4 separate regions of the Mus musculus genome follow, and all the other regions are linked to region 1. Evidence: chromatin loops called from intact Hi-C (ENCODE). Cell type or tissue: left cerebral cortex. All regions are shown on one strand. Each heading gives the region's core, and the rest is flanking DNA. Links, peaks and the distances in the headings are about the cores only. Region 1 has its middle 44 kb from the start of Fas. Region 2 has its middle 17 kb from the start of Slc16a12. Region 3 holds the start of Ifit1 (interferon-induced protein with tetratricopeptide repeats 1). Region 4 holds the start of Ch25h (cholesterol 25-hydroxylase).

The links. A loop is a pair of places that touch in the nucleus more often than their neighbours do. Peaks named below come from ENCODE experiments on the same cell type or tissue, not always from the same donor. Only the 100,000 strongest peaks of a DNase experiment are listed, where the experiment ranks them.
Region 2: it touches region 1 in a loop (4-fold over the local background); 10 of 42 quality-filtered maps call a loop at or near these places.
Region 3: it touches region 1 in a loop (5-fold over the local background); 24 of 42 quality-filtered maps call a loop at or near these places.
Region 4: it touches region 1 in a loop (2.7-fold over the local background); 28 of 42 quality-filtered maps call a loop at or near these places.

Annotation. Positions count from the first base shown.
Region 1 is chr19:34,331,420-34,337,141 of GRCm38, forward strand. No RefSeq gene overlaps it. Among named protein-coding and RNA genes, the nearest start is that of Fas, 44 kb to the left of the region's middle. In left cerebral cortex, for the core only: a CTCF peak has its summit at 3,068 (motif pointing right); a DNase peak (open chromatin) is centred at 3,075.
Region 2 is chr19:34,761,392-34,767,113 of GRCm38, forward strand. No RefSeq gene overlaps it. Among named protein-coding and RNA genes, the nearest start is that of Slc16a12, 17 kb to the left of the region's middle. In left cerebral cortex, for the core only: no CTCF peak of the experiment used is centred there; a DNase peak (open chromatin) is centred at 3,537.
Region 3 is chr19:34,639,846-34,645,567 of GRCm38, forward strand. Ifit1 (interferon-induced protein with tetratricopeptide repeats 1) reads left to right here and starts at 1,044. Exons shown (of 2, transcript NM_008331.3): 1 at 1,044-1,142. The coding sequence starts at 1,138. It also overlaps a transcript of Ifit1bl1 not described here and a transcript of Ifit1bl2 not described here. In left cerebral cortex, for the core only: no CTCF peak of the experiment used is centred there; no DNase peak of the experiment used is centred there; H3K4me3 peaks cover 458 bases.
Region 4 is chr19:34,471,425-34,477,146 of GRCm38, forward strand. It overlaps Ch25h (cholesterol 25-hydroxylase), which reads right to left and starts at 3,724. Exons shown (of 1, transcript NM_009890.2): 1 at 2,359-3,724. The coding sequence starts at 3,702. The coding sequence ends at 2,806. In left cerebral cortex, for the core only: no CTCF peak of the experiment used is centred there; DNase peaks (open chromatin) are centred at 3,415 and 3,736; H3K4me3 peaks cover 1,691 bases; H3K27ac peaks cover 306 bases.

The DNA of each region.
Region 1 (5,722 bases), core at 543-5,542:
GGCCATCTTCTGCTACATATGCAGCTAGAGACACGAGCTCTGGGGGTACTGGTTATTTCATATTGTTGTTCCACCTATAGGGTTGCAGACCCCTTCAGCTCCTTGGGTGCTTTCTCTAGCTTCTCCATTGGGGACTTTGTGTTCCATCCTATAGATGACTGTTAGCATCCACTTCTGTGTTTGCCAGGTACTTGCATAGCCTCATATGAGACAGCTATATCGGGGTATCTTCAGCAAAATCTTACTGGCATATGCAATAGTGTCAGGGTTTGGTGGCTGATTATGGGATGGATCCCCAGGTTGGGTAGTCTCTGGATAGTCCATCTTTTTGTCTTAGCTCCAAACTTTGTCTCTGTAACTCCTTTCATGGGTATTTTGTTCCCTATTCTAAGGGGGAATAAATATCCACACGTTGGTCTTCCCTCTTCTTGATTTTCTTATGTTTTGCAAATTGTATCTTGGGTATTCTAAGTTTCTGAGCTAAAATCCATTTATCAGTGAGTGCATATCTAATGACTTCTTTTGTGTTTGAGTTTCCTCACTAAGGATGATATCCTCCAGATCCATCCATTTGTCCAAGAATTTCATAAATTCATTGTTTTTAATAGCTGAGTAGTACTCCATTGTGTAAATGTATCACGTTTTCTGTATCCTTTCCTCTGTTCAGGGACATCTGGGTTCTTTCCAGATTCTGGCTATCATAAATAAGGCTAGCATACATTTTCATTGGTTTAAATGCTTACTTAGACCTCTTAGCAGTTCAGTGCTTGGATGAATACCTTGGTTCTAGGCAGAAAGAAGATAATAAACTGTAGTGAGCTGATTTGCTGTATTATATAAAGTGCTGATCCTATGAAGTAGTTCTGTTGGGGTATGACAAACCCCTTCCAGATACCCTCCAGTGGAAGGCTCCAAAGATGGAAACATACTGACGGAGGTTGTGCTGTCACCTGAAACACCTTGGAGATCTGTGATGTAGATGTTATGTATATTTATAAGCTTTTGGGACAGAAGGGTTTTCCTTCAGATATAGTCAACTTTGTATTTTAAAGTAGAAACTGGGATGGGGCGAGGGCAGGTAGCTCAGAGCGTAAAGCATTTGGTGCGTGTGCTTTCCAGCCTGAATTTGCATCCCCAGCCCTAAAAGAAACCAGTCACTGTAATGGTGGCACATCCTTGTAACCCCATTGTTGGAAAGCAGAGACAGGTAATGCCAGAAGCTCCTGACCAGCTAGTCTACCAGAACCGTGGGAGTAAGATGTGTTCTCAAACCAAAGCGGTGGAAAGCGATAGAGGGGGACATCCTAAGTAAGAATGGCTACATGTGCATGTGCACCTGCGAATGTGCACGCATCACAGACACGATAATTAAATATGTTAGAAGGGAAGATGTTAGTTAACCAAGTGACTGCAAGGAGACATGCTGATTGTGTGTGTGTGTGTGTGTGTGTGTGTGTGTGTGTGTGTGTGTGTGTGTGTGAATATGATGTATATGATGTATTCAGCTTTTATATCACCTGTTTACTTTCTAGTCAGAAAGACAAGATCTTCATTCTAGACACTTCACCATCAGTAAAATAACGGTCAATCTCTAACTTTGTTTCTAATATAATACTGCTTTAGGGGGAAGATTTTTTAGTGAGAGGAGACACGTCCTTGATACTTTGAGCTTCATTAGAAGATGCCTCCAGTTACAGGGTAGAAGGATCTACCTGAGCCACAAGTCCAGAATCATACAAGTGGACAAAATGGTCCTACACCCCAGTAAATAAAGTGAGAAAAAATATGAATCACTTGACTGTTGGTTACTATCACATGACTTAATTACCTTGTTTTTGATGAGTAAATCCATGAAATGTAGGATAAAAATGTCTCAGCTCCAGATATATCCATTTGCCTAAGAATTTCATAAATTCATTGTTTTTAATAGCTGAATAGTACTCCATTATGTAAATGTACCACATTTTCTGTATCAATTTCTCTGTTGAGGGACATCTGGGTTCTTACCAGCTTCTGGCTATTATAAATAGGGCTGCTATGAACATAGTGGAGCATGTGTCCTGAGTGAGGTAACCCAATCACAAAAAAAGTCACTTGATATGCACTCACTGATAAGTGGATATTAGCCCAGAAACCTAGAATACCCAAGATACAATTTGCAAAACACAAGAAAATCAAGAAGAAGGAAGATCAATGCATGGATACTTCATTCCTCTCTAGAATAGGGAATAAAATACCCATGGAAGGAGTTACAGAGACAAAGTTTGGATCTAAGACAAAAGAATGGACCATCCAGAGAATGCCCTACCCAGGGGTCCATCCCATAATCAGCCACCAAATGCAGGCAATAGTGCATATGCCAGCAAGATTTTGCTGAAAGGACCCTGAGATAGCTATCTCGAGTGATGCTATGCCGGTGCCTGGCAAATACAGAAGTGGATGCTCACAGTCATCTATAGCATGGAACACAGGGCTCCCAATGGAGGAGCTAGAGAAAGTACCCAAGGAGCTGAAGGGGTCTGCAACCCTATAGGTGGAACAACAATATGAACTAACCAGTACCCCCAGAGCTCTTGTCGCTAGCTGCATATATAGCAGAAGATGGCCTAGTTGGCCATCATTGGGAAGAGAGGTTCCTTGGTCTTGCAAACTTTATATGCTCCAGTACAGGGGAATGCCAGGGCCAAGAAGTGGGAGTGAGTGGGTAGGGGAGCAGGGAGGGGGAGGGTATAGGGTACTTTTGGGATGGCATTTGAAATGTAAATGAAGAAAATATCTAATAAAAATTTTTAAAAATATGTCTTAATATATCCTGAATGTGCTATGGTAAATGATTTCTTTACATTTATTTTAAAAGCCATGCATTACTAGTCCTTTATTCCTAAAAGACAGATAAAAATGGAAATCCCTGTGTTTGTTTTCCCTCTTACTAAATGTAAAAAAAAAAAAAAAAAAAAAAAAAAAAAAAGGTCTCAGCTATAAAATAAAAGGCCCAAGGATCTGTCAATAAAATATAACAGTGGGCTCCAAACAAATGGGAAGGAAAGCGGGGCTGTGGTTCCACACGGCCACAAGATGGCACTGTTTCTCCAGCACTGACTCAGGTCCTGGTTGAAAGTTTCTCCAAAGTATGTCACAGTTTAATTCTCATATTCAACTTGCCAACAAAAGAGCAAAACAAAGCAGATATTACAAGAGTTTTATCTAAAATAAGGCAATGTCTGATTCTAAGTCAACCCCTTTTTATGGCCTAGCTGTATAATTTTAGATTTAACATCTTGGATGTTCTTTATCCATATCTGTAAATTAAAGTCACAGTCCATCAGTTGTTCCTATAACTGTAATGCACAGGAATGAGACACCCATGAGAGGATGTGATAAACTGTAATAGAGTATGACATTGGTTCTTAAGATTAACGTTCATAGAAACCACCTGAGGATGTTTGGAAATGTGTCCTGCAGATGATGTGGCTTTGGGAAGGGGGGGGGAAGCACTTGTCTCATACCCATGAGTCCCTGGGTTTCATGAACAGCACTCTAAAATTCATATCCCCAGGTCCAGACATGCTTCAGAAGGTTTGAGACTGGAAATATTCATGTGCTGCATAATTAATCAGCAATTATGAAAATGTGCAAAGTCTCGGGTCACAGCCTGAAAGGCTTCAGTATGCCAACACCCATGGAAAGAAATATTTCCAACTTAGAGATTAATTCACTATTTAACTAAAAGTTGAACAAGCACTCCACCATTTTTAGACTAACTAAAGGTACGTGTATATTATATTATAATACAAATATATCAAGTGTAAGTGCCCATTCTCTTAAGTTAATAGAATGGACTTGAGAAGGAAGTGTTTGCTGGGTGACAGTCAGATAACAGGACCAGGTGCAGAACATCTGGAAGTCAGCTGATAGACAGGTATGCTCATGTTGTAGGACCCAGACAGAGTTGATGGAGTCCCCCTGTGCTCTGCCTTGTGACCCCTATACACTCTTATTTGTCTATAAACAAGTGACTTGGTGTCTTCTATTAAAGACTGAAGCAAGCTCTACTGTACTGAAAGAGAGTGAGAAAATTTAGCAACAAAGTTCCATGAACCTCTTAGAATTCTTTGTCACACAACTGCCAAGGTTTGTTGGCTAAAGCCAATGGAACTTTTTCTAATCTCTTCTCTTCCTTCTCCGTCTGCAAGGGGTCTCAGTCTGGTTCCCAGAAAACATGGTGGGAAAGATTGAAGGTCTAGCTCTAGGCCAGAGGCCAGTGTGTTATCCTCAGAACCTGGGTGTGCATGCTCAAATCCCATCTTAGGTATCAAGAGTGCACAACAACAAAGTCTTTACAAATTGCAGCAAAACCGGCTTCATTTGGAAATATATTCAATACTCATCAATAAAGAGAGACAGCAGTTTATGTTGAACCACTAGGACTCTTGATCTTTCTACAACTATCTATCAAATAGTTCTTACTTTTTACAGCTAGGCACTATTCTAGGATAACATGCTAATAACATGCTAATAACATACAAAAAGACCACCAATCTGGAGCTGGATCTCTCATAACAGGACGGACAAGAATTTGTGTAATGATTGTGCAGAATACTATGTTATGAGATTATAAATGCTCCGATCCGTTTATCAGGACAGGGAGAATTGAGGCAAAGGTAGGGAGAGAGAGAAAAAAAAAGCAAGGTGTGTTACTACTATATAGAGTGGTCAGGAGAGGCCTCAGTGAGATGGAGCAAAGATTTGCAGCAGGGTGGCCTAAATCTGAGGGAGGACTGGAACAAACGCCAGGACAAGCCAAACACGCGTGAGGGTCTGCAACGGGGTCAGTATGGCTGCAGTGTACAAAAGGAGAAGCATGACAAAGAGAGGTGACAGTGTCCAGATGCCTGGAGCTGGTCTTGTTGAGGGACAAAGACCTTGCCAATGCATCTTCCTATTTCCACAGCTAATGCAAAGATAAATTGCATGGACCAGATACTTCTATTGTGTAGCTTTATTATTTAAACAAAATTTCTGGGGCTGGGGGAAATACAACAAAGTTGCGGGTCTTCAGGAAATGAACGTTCCTTTGGAAATGAGAGGTTATGAGACATGGTTCCCGATGAGATTTAGGACCTAAGGGTGGATTGGAGGGTGTGCAGAGAGTGCTGCTTGAATCAGCAGGACTCTGAAGAAGCTGTTGAGAGAGTCCCACTGCAGCACTTTCTCCAGTTCTGCTGAATTCTGGTCCAGGGCATACTCTGCCCTGGTGCTTCTCCATCCTCTCCCATGGCCTAGCACTTGACTGACGGACACATCACACCTTACTCATTCCTTCAGGAGAAAGGGCTTTCTCAAGAACTTGGAAATCGGAAAGTCCCTTTCTTCCCTTTTGTTTTTAATCTAGGCAAAAGTCACATAACATAAAAACCAACCATCATAAAGTATACAATTCAGTGGTATTTAGTATTTCACAACATTGTGCAACTTTTTTTTTTTACTTCCATCTGGTTCCAAAAGCTTTTATTGCTTCGAAGGAAAGCTAGTGTGTACTAAGCATTTACACACACACTCCCACACCCCCGCTGTCCCCTAGCCCCAACGCCCCATCCGCAATCATCAGTAAGAAGATTTCTGTCTTTAGGTTTAGCTATTCTGAGGATGTCAAAACATAATCATGCTTTGCACAGCCTTATATGTGGTGCATCTTTCAAGAGAGACCATTTCTTAGCAGTAA
Region 2 (5,722 bases), core at 460-5,459, 430 kb after region 1:
TCTACCTCCAAGAGATCCAATGCTCTGTTCTGACCTCCGAGGGCTTCTCCACACATAGATTATTCACTCATACAGCCATAGATAGATAGATAGATAGATAGATAGATAGATAGATAGATAGATGGATAGATAGATAGATAGATAGAAGTAAATAAATATATAAATACACATAAATAAAATAATAAAAAATTTTAAAATATTGAAATCACCAAAAAGATCATGACATTTTAAGTAAACTTATGATTTTGTGCTTGGCATCATTCATATCTATCCTGATGTCCATGTCAGCTTCCAGTCACAGGATGGACCTGCAAGTAAGACCTCAAGAAGAACAGGAGTAGTGCCCATTGTGGTCTTCACTGTGTTCCCAGAGCCTAGGATAATGCCCAGCATCCTTACAGACTGAATGATTAAATGAATGAATGAAAGAACCATATATTCTCACGGTGATAATTCCCTGAAATGGGCAAGGTAGAAACTTCCTCTCAATGATAAGTTTATGCACTGTAGCATTAAATGGCACTCCAGGGCTACAGGTAGTGACTGGGGAACTAGCCTAGAGTCCACTGCTCTACTGATCCAGTAGAGATGGATCGCAGTGCTTTTGGAAAGTTTCTATGGTGATCAGAGTTTGCTTTGTCTTCTTTGGAAAAGATATATCAATGCTCTTCTCTATGTGGGAAAATATGACAGCAAGGAAGAAGGGTTTTATGTGGAAGACTGCCAACTGACTATATAAAGCAAATGTTATTAATTATTGTGGTTTTATGAAAACATTGTTCAGTGAATCCATGTAGCCTCATTTTCAAAATATAGACTTATGGCCTTAAATATTCTGGCAATCTATTTTGAAGTTTATAAAGAAACCAAAACATTTCTCCCCCAAGTATAAGAGCTCTTGACTCTAGCTGCATATGTATCAAAAGATGGCCTAGTCGGCCATCACTGGAAAGAGAGGCCCATTGGACTTGCAAACTTTATATGCCCCAGTACAGGGGAATGCCAGGGCCAAAAAGTGGGAGTGGGTGGATAGGGGAGTGGGGGGGTATGGGGGACTTTTGGGATAGCATTGGAAATGTAAATGAGGAAAATACCTAATAAAAATATTTTAAAAAAAGATTGGAGATGAGGACAATCAAAGCACAAGGGAATTCCCTGCTCATCCAGAAGGCAGACAGAGTTGCAAAGGCTAGATAGAGAGCTCTGCTCATGCCCAAACATTGAGTTGTGAGTGCTTCCCAAGGCTTACTCATCAGCCAAGAGACAGCAGCACCAACTGCATGTGTGAGCAAACATCTTCCTTGTGACAGTTCTACCTCTACACTAGAGCCTAAAATGAGTTTTAATTTTTCCCATTGCTTCTTTAAAACATACTGTGGCCTATTGAGCTGCAACTGAATCCAGGACTCCAACTACCCCACTGCTCTGGGTTGCTTTACCCCTATTGTATGATTACTGTAAATTTTTATAAGCCTGATTCTCTCACTCCTGCCAGTCCAGGATGGTCTTGAACTCCTGAATAGTAGAATGATAGATAGGTACCACTCCACTCCACCTGGCTTGTGTTTCTTCTTTCTTGTGACTCTATATTTCATTTTAGGAATCTGTGACAGTTATAAACTAATGATGTTGAGGGAAATTACATCTTCCTCCTCTTCAGAATTATCTGCAAACAGTCTAGAGTAGTGGGGTTGAGTTAGAGCTGGCTACTCTCCAACTGTGGCAGAGAGCATATTGAAGTAGAGAAGGGAGGGGTATCAAATTAGGGAGAGCAGGGGCGGGTGGATGATGAAAACTAGCTTTCAGGACCTTTTCAATTGTTTCTGATAATTCAATTCCATCCAAGTCAAGCCAACCCAACTACACAGTTATCGGAAACTTTCCGAGAGTCAGGAAGTAAGCTGAAAACATGCCAGTGAGCAAGCTGGGCATTAACTCCACTCTAATAAAATCAAAAGCCAGCAAAATGAAGAGGAACCAAGATTAAGCTAGATTAGATGGTAAAGTCTGCATGTGGCTTTCCTACCTCACCATCAGCCTGACATAAGAATTAGCCATGTAGTCAACATAAGTAAAGGAAATTCAAAGAGATGTGGCTTTTTAAAATGTTACCAACTCTTTTACCCATAAAATAACCATCAAATGTATTTTAATAAGCTCTCACATCCGCAGCCTTTCATCTGCTCATTCACATCTACATGTTTATTGAATTTCCTATGTGATATTGCACTGTTTTTTTCTTAATTTAATAGTAGGGTTCATATGCACTCCTTTTATTAGATTTACGAAATAGAATTTTTGGCTTGCCCAGTACTTCTTGCGACGTCATCTGATAGCTGTTCTCCAGTTGACCATCACGTTTGGAGTTGTGAGTGTTTGATAGAACCATCACAGTGCCTGTGTAAGATCCAGCTACTGCGGCACGTCTTTTGCTTTCTAATTAGCTCCTCTAAGATAATTATCACTTTCCACATTGAGTACCACTGTACACACAGCGTTTGTGAAAATGACATCCTTTCAAATAATTGCCCAGTTGCGTGGAAATCCTTGTCCATCTTCAGTTGGTTGCGGTTCACAGTAGTGGTCACCATATTTGTCAGACACATTCCTGCATTTTGCAGATATTGTGTGACTAAGTGGGAAAAAATAGATTTTTATAATAATGTAGAGTAAGGTAATCAAATTTCTTGAGTCTGGGACTAAATGTTAGCAATGATAATTTTGTGGACAGAGGCAGAGGCACAGATCTCTGTGAGTTCTAGAGGCTAGCCAGCTAGGGCTACACAGTGGAAACTTGTCTCAAACAATGATTATTAAAAAAAAATAATCTCATCCACTGATAACTTTGCTACCTTTTATTTTTTTAATCGAGAAAGTGTCCCTAAAACTCCAGATTTCTTTTGAAAGGTAAAAATTCCAGTACTCTGGGTAAACTTGACATTTTTCTCGTTCTCCTTGTACCTCTTCTTCTTTCCCCTCTCTATTCTTTCTTTCTCAATTTTCTTTCTGATATGCTTTTCCAAAGAACACAGGCTGGCCTGGTTCACCAGATCTCTGTCTCAGCCTTGAGAATTTCATACATGCATACAATGTATTTGAGCTTGCACACACACACACACACACACACACACACACACACATTTTTCCCTTCAATCCATGAGGTCCTACTAACCCATCTCCTCCGAGTTCTATGCTTTCCTTTTTAATTATTTATTTGTATTATTTATTCTTATAGCTCCTCTCAGTCCAATTTGTACCCATGCTTGTGGGGCCATCAGCTGTGGCATGGGCACCCTATCAGAGGCTAGGTCTGCAACGAAAAGTGGCTCTTCCTCCCTTAACAGCCATGCTCAGGAGCCTCCTCTCTACCCATGCAGGAATTTTGACCATCTTGGTTTTGTACAGGTCTTAACTTCTCTACTTTCATTCAGTTAAAACTACTTCCTCTCCTCTCCACTTGCCTCCCTTTGCCCCTTCTGCTTCTTTTGTCCCTGTAGGATCTTTTCTCCACCAAGGCAGTACTCACCAACAGTCATATTGTGATTCTATTTTTACTTTTTACACTTACTCAGTCTTCCTTCTGCAAACACTTGGCACTGAAGAGGTAGGTGTTTTTATTTAACTATGACTATATGTCATACTAGGCCTATGTGTTGACAATGATAATTTTACAGACAATATTCTACACTTGAAGGAGTATCAGGTATTGAGACTAGAGCCAAAACAGCTGTCTGGTAGAGGAAAATTATGTCTCAACTCTACTATAGACCGTTCTGTTCTGAATGTTGCTCTTTCCTGGAGTCATGAGGGTGAGTTAAAAAAAAAACCTAAATAATTACTAATCCTAGATATTCAAACATCAGTGCAAAAACACAAGAAACATAAAAAAGCAAAGCAATGTGATTCCTCTAAATATTTTTTAAAAATTCATGGTAAGGGTCTTCAATGAGAGGGAATTAAATGTAATTCCAGAAAATGAATTCAAAAGAATACTTTTTTTGGCTGTTCAAAGAAATCTAAGAAGCTATGTATAAACTCATGAATGAATTCCAAGAGAACACAAATAGCAAAATGAAATAAAAGAACTAAATATAGTATATGAATGTGAAATTCAATGAAGAAAAAGAAATACTAAGAGTACTTTGGAAATTAAAAATTCAATAAGTCAAATGAAAGCTTCACAAAAGTCCTCACTAACAGAATGGATCAAGGGAGAGACAAATTACCAGGCCTTAATTAAAAGTTAAAGGAATTGGACCATTCAGACAATGATAAAGATATATTAACAAGAACAGACCAAAGATTCATTGTCCACGGGACACTGTGAAAAGAACAATGACATAGAAAGATAAGACTTTTGTGATAAAAGCCTAAGAACTAGTATATATCTACTATACCAAGCAAAGCTATCTGTCACAGTTAATACAGAACTGCTTTCTAACATAAAAAAAAATCACAACCCCCAAGCCAGCTTTTCTAGAGATATATGGAAGAGGCTTTCATTCAGAGCAAGATAAACACATCCAGGAAGCTGCAGGAAAGAATAAACTAGTACAGAGTGTGAGTTAAGCAAACAAGGAATAGAAAGAAATTACAAAATGCTGAAAGTTAATATACACCTCTAAATAATTATTATAACTGATAATATCTTCAATTTCCCTCACCAACAGACACAGGTTACTCGATTGCATTTTTAAAATGACCCATTTGTTATCTCCACGAAGTGCAACTGAACACCAAAGACACAGGAAACCTTAAGATTAAAGGATGGAAAAGGTATTCTAGGCAAACAACCTGGGAAAGTGCCTGGTGTCACTGTCCTAATATGGTAGGAAATAGGCTTTAAACCAAAACAGGAGAGATAAAGAAAATCAATTCATAACTTGTTAATGGGAGGATAATGAAGAAGATACTATAATTTTAAACATATGCACCAAATGCAGGTGCATCTGATTTCATAAATCAACATAGTAATGTCTTGTATGGCATGCTGGTGGCCAATACTGCATACTAAAAGAAGAACTCAAAGGATTTCCCCTAAAATTGGGAACAGGACAAGGTGTCCAATTTCTGCCATTTATACAATATAGTGCTTGAAGCATTTGCTAGAGAAATAAAACAAGAGGAAAGAATTAAAAGGAATAAAAACAGAAAGGAAAGTCAGAGAATCTTTTTTGCAGATGATAAGAATCAAATGCATGAGACTCTCAAGACTGACATAAAACTACTAGAGCTGATAAATATTCTCAGCAAAATTGCAGGATACAAAATTAGCACAAAATTAGTAGTTTTTCTTATCTACTAATGACAAAATTACATTAGTTTATATCTTGTAACATATATTGTTACAAAGCTGCATTAATTTATGTATGTGTTAATATACCAATAACAAAAAATACATCAAACAATTACACTAACAGTTGCCTCAAAAATATTTTGGAATAAATCTTACCAAGAAAGTAAAAGACAAAAAAAGAAAAAAGAAAGAAAAAAAGTAAAAGACTTCTATACTGAAGATAAGTAAACAGTGAAGAAAGAAATTGAAGAAGACACAGGATGAGGTAACCCTCCCATGGTCAGGGATTGCTGATCTAATATTATAAACATGGGTTTACTACCAAAAGCAATCTACAGACTCAATGCAGTTCCATCAAAATTCTAATGCTATTCTTTACTGATAGAAGGAAAACTATCTTAAAATTTATATGGATGTAGAAAAGAC
Region 3 (5,722 bases), core at 387-5,386, 310 kb after region 1:
CTAAAGTATTTGACCTCAACCTGAAACAGTGTGAGCCCCACTGTCTGTAGTTCCCTAGATTGCTATTAGCCCTTAAAATGGTATTTATTTTACGTGTATGAACACACTGTAGTTGTCTTCAGACACACCAGAAGAGGGCATTTAATCCTATTACAGATACTTGTGAGCCACCATGTGGTTGCTGGGAACTGAACTCAAGACCTCTAGAAGAGCAGTGAGTGCTCTTAACCACTGACCCATCTAGTAGCCTTGCTATTAGTGGGATAGCATCAAGGCTCTGAATAACCATCACCCTTTAGGGATTCCATGTTTGGTTCTTGTTAACATGACTATGATTGGTGGAAAGAACCCTTTAGAGTCACCTCAGGAGAAGTTAACACAAAGCATGGCTCTACAGCTCTCTGGGCAATGGGAAACTGTCCTGGTTTATAAAGACTGTATTCCTAAGGCTTCGGATAGGCTGGGAAGCTATGGACCAGTCAATGCAGGTGAATAATGACATCTGTGGAAGATGCTAAGGATAGACACACAACAAACCAGCTAGTATCTTCTTCCACTTCCACAATGCATGAGAACTCACTCTTCCAGTCCCAAACTTTCCCTTTGCCATCCTAAGACCCCCTAGTGCCACATGGGAAAGTCTCACTTCCAAGGAGGAACTGCAGACCTTCAGTTGCTTGGAAGAAAGAACAACACTGCTTCTGAAGATGCCAGTCTGCTTTCCATTTTATCTGTATCACCTCCATCAGCCCCTACCTAACAGATAAGAGTCTCTGGGTGGCAGGGATGTCTCACTCTCTCTCTCTGGACAGCAGTCTGGATCCGACATGTCTGTATCCGTTTCAGAGCCTTCTCCTCATCGATTTCAGTGGAGAATGCAGTAGGGCAAACCCCACAGTGCCCCACAGTGCGTCTCCCTGGATAAACTGCAGGCTTCAGTTTCACTTTCCAGTCTCAGTTTCAGTTTCTCACTGCTGACTGAAAAGAGCACACCCCCTAGCTCACCCAGCCCTTTAAAAAAAACCTGAGCTTCCAGTTGGTGTGACAGTCTGCAAGAGAGCAGAGAGTCAAGGCAGGTTTCTGAGGAGTTCTGCTCTGCTGAAAACCCAGAGAACAGCTACCACCTTTACAGCAACCATGGGGTAAGGATTTCCCTGTTCTCCACTCTGAGGGAACCCAGGACACAGACGTTTGCTAGTGGCTGTTTCTGAGTGTGCCTCTAGCTTCTCTTTCTACTGCTGATGGGGAACAAGGATGCTAATTGTCCTGAGGGTCCAGGGAGTTTGCTTAATGCCCCCACTAAGCTGTGTGCCTGGTGCTGGATGTGTGACTGGAAGCTTGTTTTGATTTTTAAGGCTGTCTCACAGCATGTAGTAGGACGTACCTGGGAGAGAATTTAGTGCATGCTCGGCTCACAAACAAAGATGATTACCAAACAGGCCCTCTGGAATGGAATAAAGGACCACCAGTGCCCACTTGGTGCTCCAAAAGTGAGCAGCAGGTTAGAGTATGCTCCTTCTGATCTTCTGAGGACATAGTCCTTAGAATGTTCCAGCATGTCCTCAGAATCTTCCAGCCTATCCCTCAATGGACCTCTTGAAATGCTGTTCAAGCTTTCTGTTCCAGGCGCATTCATTCCCATCCCTGGCTGGCTAAACAAATAGCCAGGGCAACACCTCTCTCTCTCTCTCTCTCTCTCCCTCCCTCCCTCTCTCCCTCCCTCCCTCCCCGCGCCCCCCCCCCCCCCAGGATTAAGAAACAAAAATGTGTCAATTCTATTCTCTCTGACAAGAGGTATTAAAACCTTTTGGCCAAGAAACTAAATATATATGAATAAATATATATGAATATATGTTATATAAAGCCATGTCAGGAAGTTTGATAAGGTAGAGCAAGTAGAGACCCAGAGACTCGGTGGGCACACAACTGAGGCTTAGGGTATGGTGGGTAAAAGTTCTATACCTGAGTCAAGGGCCCCACACATCACCAGGAAGATAATGTGATTGATACAGTACCACCAACCAGTGGTTCCAGATTTAATAGATGGTGCATGGGGCACTACATCACACCCTGAGCCTGAGTATGGAGATATGGAACATCTGTGTTTTGCAACTGTTCAGAGGAATAGAGCATATAACTAACAAGAAAAAAGGCTCTCCTGCCTACCTCTGAGACCTAGGGAATCAGGTCACCTCTGATCCCTTGAGCCTGTGGGCCCCCTACTCCTATTGCCCTTCTGAAGTCAATTGGTCCAGAAGGTAAGAAGAAGTTTGGTAAGGTAGAGCAGATGCTATGCATAGGTGCATGTACCTCCACCTCAAGACAGAGAGCCCAGAAGGATCCTTGTGAGCCTCCCAGTCAAGGCAGACCTTCCTGGGCTACTGCTGTCCAGTTTTCAGAGTCCTCTGAGCTGTCCTGACAAAATCTTTATTTCCCATAAGGTGCAGGTACAATCTCTAATTCCAACTGTGGGATGCTGTAGCCAGGGAAAGCAAAGTAAAGCCAGATTGAATCTGATGCCCCTGGGTCAGGATTAATCTATTCCTACAGAAGCTTGTCCAGCATCTTAAAGTGCTCTGGAAAAGAAGGAGTAACTATGAATTTGGTTATGAGAGAGAGAGTGAGAGAGAGAGAGACAGACACAGACACAGACACAGACACAGAAATAGGGAAAGACAGATGATGGGGTCTCTGAGAATGCTGTGGCCAACAGAGCAATGGTCTCTATGAAGTAAGAAGGAAATCTGGTTGAATATAATTTAGCCAATGTCGGTTCAAACTTCTAGAATCTAACCTGGCACTGTTTGTTGTAAATATATTTCAGCACAATAAAATATAGCAAAATGTTTCCTGGTGTAATACAATCCTCTGTGTACACGGAGGTATCATGAGGTATAATTACACTGAAACTCAATTCAAAGTACATGTGACTTCTCTCAAGAGGATTAATTCCAGAGATAGGCTTCATACGTTAGCTGAAGGGCCCAGGGAAAAATCTGGTATGGTGTAAGTCATACAGATAGTACGGAGGTCATTTGGACTATTACCATTTCCATCCCTGGTTGTGTGAGCTTGGGGGAGCCTCGGACCATACAAATAAAGCAAAGGTTACCTATGCTATTAGCCATCTCTGGTCCTGCTGTATGAGGTTAATGTGTTCTGGCTCTACAGAGAACACAAAATACAAGGTTATTAGTGTTTATCTGTTTATCTGTTTATAGGAGGCAAGGACCTATGTGCTCCCAACTGACAGTCAGAGAGAGAAGATAAAACAGAGAGGGAGGGACACACACACACACACACAGAAAGAGAGAGAGAGAGACAGACAGACAGACAGACAGATATACATAGACAGATAGACATAGACAGAGAGAGAAAGATCAGAAACTTCTTACCCTTTTGTCTCTATCTAGCTTGGCTTATCAAACGTTTATATAGATAGAGTCCAGAGTCCAGGAATAACTGTCAAACTTTTCCAGGGGCACTGTTGAAATACCCACATATTTTTGTCCAGCATCAGTGAATTGGACCAGACACAAATGATGAGAAAAGAAACATTTCCTTAGAAAAGAAAAAGTATTCTGGAAATGGGAATGGACTAGTAAATTGAGGGACACAAGCCCAAGGAGCACTGGGCCACAGGCTCAGCTGACCAAGCCAGCTCATTCAGTCAACAGGGTCTGGAGGGAGGGAATGAATATTGAAGAAAGAAAAAACAATTAGACACACTATAACTTGACTCCAGCCAGTTCTAAAGCTGATGTGTGTTTATTTTTCTCCAGTCTGCTTTCTTACCATTCTAGAGACATGCAAAGAATATGGTCAGTCCTAAGGCATAAACAAAGTAGTCAAGGAACAAACAAAGCATAAACAGAGTAGATAAGGAACAAACAAAGCATAGACAAAGGTCCCATGATTACCTTATTCAGGGTCTTAACAAGACCCATCAATATACAAAGAACACTTTCCTCAGCTGTATCCATCTTGAGCCTATTTCCTTGTTCTAGCCCAATGTCAAATTCCTAGAAAGTGGCACCAAGAGCTCTCCACACTCAGGAACCCTTCGATGCCAAGAATAATGCTCCCTGTCTCTTCTCCAGGTTGGCACATCAAGGACATTTTGGGCATCTTCCTTCCATTACTTGAAGCCTAGGGAAGGAAGGACTGATAGTGTTTTTCTGCAAACTTCCAGAATTCATGGCCACTGATGCTCTTTCTGTGGTCCCCAATCTCCCAACACACTCCATAAGCTCTGAAATACCATGTCAAGGGGTCAGGGGAGCCTCACAACTGCTTCCCTTGAAGATTTAAAATGGTGCTGGGCCGATGACTCTGTGAGTAAAGGGCTCACCAAACAACCATAAGGGCCAGGGTTGAATCCTAGTGCTACTACTGAGAGGAGGGAGAAAGCACTTGGCTTTCAACCTCAAATGAACAAGGTGAAGACCAGTGCCTAATGTTGTGCTGTCCTCTGACCTCTGTATGCATGCCTTGGCATAAGTACCTCATACACACACACACACACACACACACACACACACACACACACACACACACACACAAACACACATGTACATATACATAAATTTCTAATTATAACCTGTTAAGTCCTTATAATATTAATTGTGCATATGCTATCAGGAATCACCATTTGGTGTTGGACAACCTATGGGTGGTCTCTTTCCTCAACCTTTGGTGTTGGACAACCGATGGCTGGTCTCTTTCCTGGGGGAGTCTTCCTCTCCAGTCTTTGCTTGGCTGCTCGTTGTTCTCTTTGTATAGTTAAGTCTGGTGTCAATCTTTTTCCGCTCACATTTGGGCATGCTTATTGGTGAGGTTTTCAAAAGAGTTGGACTTTCCAGGAGAAATGGCATTCAGAACTATTCCAAAGATGATAAGATTCCCAAAATGGAAGGAACCTTTCTCTATGTATCACCTTAATAAGATATGTACTTATTTCTCTAACCCATAAGTCCTCATCTCAAAGTAGTTACCTGCAGACTTTCAGTCCCCACTTTAGCTGAGAACGTGTTATCTTCTCATTTTCCTTTTTCCACCTCCCTTTGTCAGGTACCGGGTAGAATGCCTTGACACATGGTTAAATCTTGTTTTCTGAAAAATATTTCTTACCTTTAATGAGACTGAACCTTTGCCAGGACTGAAACCAAGATGATAAACTGCCTTGAGAGCATGTCAGGCTCTATACACAGTTAGACATGTCACTGGAACACACACAACAAACACAACAGACCACAACTATAGGAAAAGACCTAGGGAGAAAAGTGGGAACTCAATTTGTGGCTCAATCTTGCTCTAAACGGTTCCCTTAGTGTGACAGCAAGACACTGACACTCTGGGCAGCCTCTTCTCTTAGGACCTGGTTGTAGCTGCTTGCAGGATTATCTCTAACTCAGTAAGCTCTTTCAACCCTGACCTCTTAGACAGATGCAAAGATTTAAAGCTTGCTTGCCATGTTTTGTTGGGAGCTTATTCTCCATCTTAAACTGTGACTAAACTCTCTTAATGTTTCCTAAAACATCCCCAAAAGAAACTGCTTTCATCAGATTTACACCTTAGAAATTATGTCACTAAGTCACTTGGCTATACTAATGTTCAAACTGGGTCCCCTTCCAAATCAACCACAAGAATAGTAATTGTACATAGAGAAAGGTAAAAATGTATAAACATAGATTAAAGTTTGCTGAAGACACAAGGGCAGGGC
Region 4 (5,722 bases), core at 475-5,474, 140 kb after region 1:
ATGTTCATATATCATATAACAAATTTATCACACCCACAATGTGTTTTTATATTTAGGTCATATATACATACACAAACACAAATGCATGTGTTTTTTACATATGTAGTCATATGGAGGCATCTGTATGATTTGTTTCTTCAATACATGCATGTATAATGATATGCATGTTATATATTTTATATACACATACAAATACTATGTATATATATGTGTGTGTATACTGTAATGAAAATAATAGGAAATTTTCAGGATTGTTAGGAGGTGGTAGGAAGAACATTTTTTGCACAGAACACGGATTTTTTAAGATTCATTCATTTTAAGTATATAAGTATTCTATCTGCATGTGCACCTGAATGCCAGAAGAGGACATCAGATCCCAGTAGAGATGGTAGTGAGCCACCATGTGGTTGCTGAGAATTGAACTCAGGACCTCTGGAAGTGCTGTTAACTGCTGAGTCATCTTTCTAGCCCTGAGACAAATTTTTAAGATTAAAAAACCCAAGTGCCTGTGGCTTTCTTTCATGTTGTGGTGAGTCACTAAAAAGAAAAGAAACAGCCAGAAAATTGGGAAGTAAATGTTTTAGGGAAGCCTCACTAATGCCAAGCTAGGATGAAAGTTAAAAAAGAAACACACACACACCGCAATAAATAAACCCAACTAAGGACATGAGAAACCATCTCTTTGGATTTGATAATGCCTATTTTACTCCTACTTGGAAATAGATACTAAACCATGGGACCAATCCTCCATGCCTAATGTGTGATGCTGCTGAGGAAGATAACTACATCCCTTATGGTGGTGTTTCAAAGAGTAAGTGAGACAAAGAGTGAAGAAAAAAAAAAAAAAAGACATACAAATGTGACCTGTTAGCCTTTGTCATGCGGCCTTTCACCTATCTAAAGTCTCTCATCTTTCTGAACAAGGCATCAGCTACTGACTTGGGACTTGGAGAAAGTGTTTCTAAATCGAACACTTTCCATGTGTTGGATTGCCTCATCTCATTTCCCTTTTAGGGCAAGGTGACACGAAACATTGTTACAGACTCTGACCTTGAGCTGAGATAAATTGTTATTATACCGCCTGGCTGGCTTTGGGTGTCTAGAGCTCTTCACCTTAATAACAGCTGCACTCAGTACTCCACATCTGCCTGATTATTATCCTCTTTCTCCACTCACTGTGCATATGACCGAGGTGATGGAGCATGTCTAGTGCAGGGCCCCTCCTTGGACTCCTCTTCTGCTTTCTGGGAAGTTCATGTTTTTATAAATAAGATCTTTCTGTCCCAGTCTGATACAGTTGCAGACAAGGGATGTGGTAACTTCAGTTCAGGAGCCAGGAAAACACCTCTGAGCATACCTGACACAATCAGCAGACACCAGATACCACAGCAGCTGGGTAACGGGAAAGATTTAAGATAGTTCCCAGGAATCCCTTTAACAGACAATGGAGAACAGATCTTTAGATGCTTTTTAAAAACTCCTTAATAAGAACATTTAGGTTCATATATGCTGAGCCCACAATGCTATGCAAATCTGTAACCTTGACTTCTGACATCTTCCTTTTTAACGTTAGCCTTTGGGATCAATACTCTCAATTTATCATTAAAGTAACTAAGCTGCAGTTACATGAGACATTTGATGGCAACATCTGCCTAGCCAATAATTTCTATTACTGAGCAGCCCAGCTGTCCCTTCCTTTTGTCTTGATATTAATTTTCACCTCCTCCTTTTCATACTATTTTCATACTATCTCCTTTTGCAGAAGACAAAACGGGAAGTCTAAGACTGAAAGTTACTCTCACCCTCTGTTAAGAAGAGGCTATATGCTTGGCATGTGTGTCTTCATTAAGAAAATAAACTATAGGAAAACTCCAGGCTGCAGGGGCAGCCTTTTAAGGGTCAGTTGTGCTAGCCAAGAATAGACTCTACCTTAAAATGGAGCTTAGTTTATCAGCTTCCCTAATGCACTAACTTGGCTTATCAAGGCGTTACTCTGATTCTAAGTTACCCTACGCATAGCACTCCAACAATACAGAAGAGACTGGTCTTAATCCCCTAGAAAAGTAACCTACAGAGCAAGTTTTTCACGTGCTTCTTATGTCAAAACCAGACAAAAAGCAGTGTGAATAAGCAGTCAGCTAGCCCCTAGCCTTCTTCCCAAAGTTACTCCCTAGCCCCCCTGCCCAATACCTGACACCAAATTGCTCTTGCCATGGCAAGACTGGTAGATGCTTCAAAGAACACTGAGAAGCCACAGACACACACACACACACACACACACACACACACACACACACACACACACTTCCTTTTTAGTTTTTTTTTTAATTCATCAGGCCCACCAGGAGCTAATGCTTGTTTAGTTCATGTTCTTTTTATTTTTAAAATACAAATAAAACTTTTTTCAATATAAATATATCATTTCATTCAAAAGTAGAAAAAATATACTATAACCTTGGTCACTGCCCAGCAGGAACAAATTTGATTATTTAAAGAGTCAGAAATCAGGTCTTCTCTCAACATGTGAGGTTAGAGCCCAGTTCCAGTGCGATTTCATACATAGGAAAGTCTTGGTTCTAGAAACAAATCATTTCAGAGATCATAATGATTCAAATACACCACGCTGAATGTCTACCTTGTGTCCTGGAGTCAATGACACTGGGATAAGTTGAAATTTAACACCAAGACCACAATTAAATTCACATAGAAACATTATATAAATTACTTTGTCAGGCTGCAGAAACAACATTAGATTTTATAGCAGTGTGCATCACTTTAAAAGTTACAAACTTCTAATAAAGTAACTCAAGTCTGTTTCTTCTTCTGGATCAAGTGTACAGCGCATCGCTCTCTGGAGTTCACGCAGCGCTCACCGCAGGCGCAAAGGCTCTCTGGCAGGGGCGCGGACCGCAGAGTGCCCAGCATTTTGTCCCAGTGTGTGAAGTAAGGAGCAAAATTGCAGTTAAACTGAGAGTGATGCATGTCGTGGTGAGCCACGCCCCCGTACCAGCCAAAGGGCACAAGTCTGTGAGTGGACCACGGGAAGTCATAGCCCGAGTGGTCCTCCACCGACAGCCAGATGTTAATCACGTGAAAGGTAAAGATGGTGAGTGGGTGACACCGAAGCACCGCGACGTTCAGCACGTCGAAGAAGGTCAGCGAAAGCAGCTCCCAGAAGCTCATGTATTGGGTCGCCAGCGCGAAGGAGGACGAGTTCTGGTGATGCACCTTGTGGAAGGTGCGGTACAGCCAGGGCACCTTATGGTGCAGCAGGTGCCACGCGAAGATCTCGGTGTCGAAGAGCAGCAGGCAGATCAGGACGTGACTTAGGAGCTGGACGAGCTCAGGGGCCTCCTGGGGGAGGAGCGCCGGGCTGCGCACCCAGTGCAGCAGCGTCACCGGGAACACGAACACCAGGTGCTGGTAGAGTGTCAGCCCCAGGCAAGGCAGAAGCTGCTTTACGGAAGGCGAGAAGTCCGGGTGGATCTTGTAGCGTCGCAGGATGGGGACCCAGGGATACAGGACGTCCAGCACCACGAACGGTAGGCAGAAGCCCACGTAAGTGATGATAGAAAAGGTGACTGGGAAGATGGGTGAGCGCGTGAACGCCTCCCTTGTCCTTATGGTGTCCCAGAGGGGCTGCAGGAGCAGCTGGCTGGAACAGCCCAGGTCTTGGAGCTCCGAACCGTTGTAGCAGCCCATGCTGAGACTATGTCCCACAATTGTGGTCTCCCCAGCCCCGCCGACTTTTCTTAAGACTGTGGCCACTCCCCCCAGTGACGTCACCCTTCCGTCTCCTTCCCACCTCCCTTTCCCTGCTAAAGAATTTTGCTTAAATAACCCGAATTTTGTTCCTGTCTATGTCCTGGTTTATAGCTGCATCAAATCTCCCCTTCACGCAAGCAGCGGCCCTTAAAGCCCTTTCCCAGACGTAAAGAACTGTTTGCTTGCCTTTCAGCTGATGTACTAATGACACAGGAGAGAGCGATTCTGCCTTGGGACAGTTCACCCGCCATCACCGCTAAAAACTAATGAGTTCTTCGCTCTCAGAAGGCGCTGTTTCTCAACCAAAGCAGAATTCCCTGGGTTTTAAAATATCTGTTTTTGACTGTTTAAAGACTTATTCTACACCTTGGGGGACTCTGAGTGTGCGTACCTCACGCCACAGTGCTGGTACTGGGTCCGTTGCAGACAGGGATTGAGTCCTGTAGGAGAGGGAACCTGGCATCCTCCAAAAAAGAGCAGTCAGGCTCGCAGCCTTTTGGCGCGGACGACTCTCCCGCTCTGGTGCCCTTAAAGCCCGCGGTGTCAAGAGCAGAGATCAGATCCTGCAAGACAGCGGTCAAGAGGGCAGCACTGCCAGCCTTTGCTCTGGGTTGGAGAACGGAGGCTTAACACCCGTAAAGGCTCACTCGATTGGGCCAAACCGCAAAGGCCAGTGGAGAAGAAGATCTGAGCAATCTCATAGCCTCCCGGAACATGTCTCATCTCCCCTGCCATTTCCTTAGAGGTCCCTCAGGCTCCGACTTTTACCAACCCTCAGTTGTTCCCTACTCCTCAACTCCTGGATACCCTTTCAGACACTGGGACTGATCGTCCAGGGACTGAGCACAGGAGGTCAGTACTATATCCAAGGAGAGTGCCCTAGAGAGTGGAGCACAGAAATCAGCCCCGGGTAGCGGATACACGGCACAGAAGATCCCAGAGGAAAGCCAGGGGCCATTCTCCCAGGGTTTCCTTCTTGAATTTGTGTCTTTACAGCTGCTTTTCTCTGCTGGAAGCTAACATAGTCTTATACAAGCTTGTGTTTCTTGTGTTATTTTCCAAAGAAAACAGGGATTGTAGCTCTAGGAGCCTGCTGCCAGTCCCCCCTGGGGGGGGGGAGGGGGAGGGGATGGACTGTAACTTTTGCCTGCACAAGACTGTTACTTGTGATTCACACTCATCAAGAACTGGCTCCCACATTTGTCAGGAAGTACCCCATAACTGTGGCTTCACAGCTCTCTATCTAAGGCCTCAGCACATACCAAAGGAAATAAGGCACACAATCACTTTAACTTTGTATTTCACAGGTAACCACTAAGATATTTGGAATTAAATGCAAATAGTTAAGGTTTTTTTTAACATGAAGAAAAGATAAAAGGATATAAAAAACAAACACATATGGTAAAAATATGGTACAATAAATGGGTCCAACATATACCCAGGGTGTGTGTGTGTGTGTGTGTGTGTGTGTGTGTGTGTGTGTGTGTTATAATAAACAGGTTCATTTTATAGAGAGAAAACATACATACACAATAGGTAAGTTCATGATTCAGGCTCTTCCCATTTGGTAGATGTTCCAGAGTTATCACTGTTAGAGGAGGTGCACGCTCTTCATTCATTCTCTAGGGCCTCTAAACTGTAGCTGTGAACTGTATAGCAGCCTCAGAAAAAAATAAAAATAAAAACAATTTTATAAGACTCATTACAGCCATTATGGAAACCAGCGTGGGGTTGTCTCAAAATAAAACTAGCATATAGCCCAGCTATGCACTCCTGGCCATAAACTAAAGGACTCCACATCCTATTGATGTACAAGACTACACCAAAGAGCTAGAATGGGCATGAAAAGGGATTTGTATAGGAAACACGAAGTCACTCAAGTGGAATTTAGCTAAAGGCGTGCTTGCTGCCTTCAAAATACCCCAAAGATAGTCTGCTAACCAGACCTGCTAGAGAT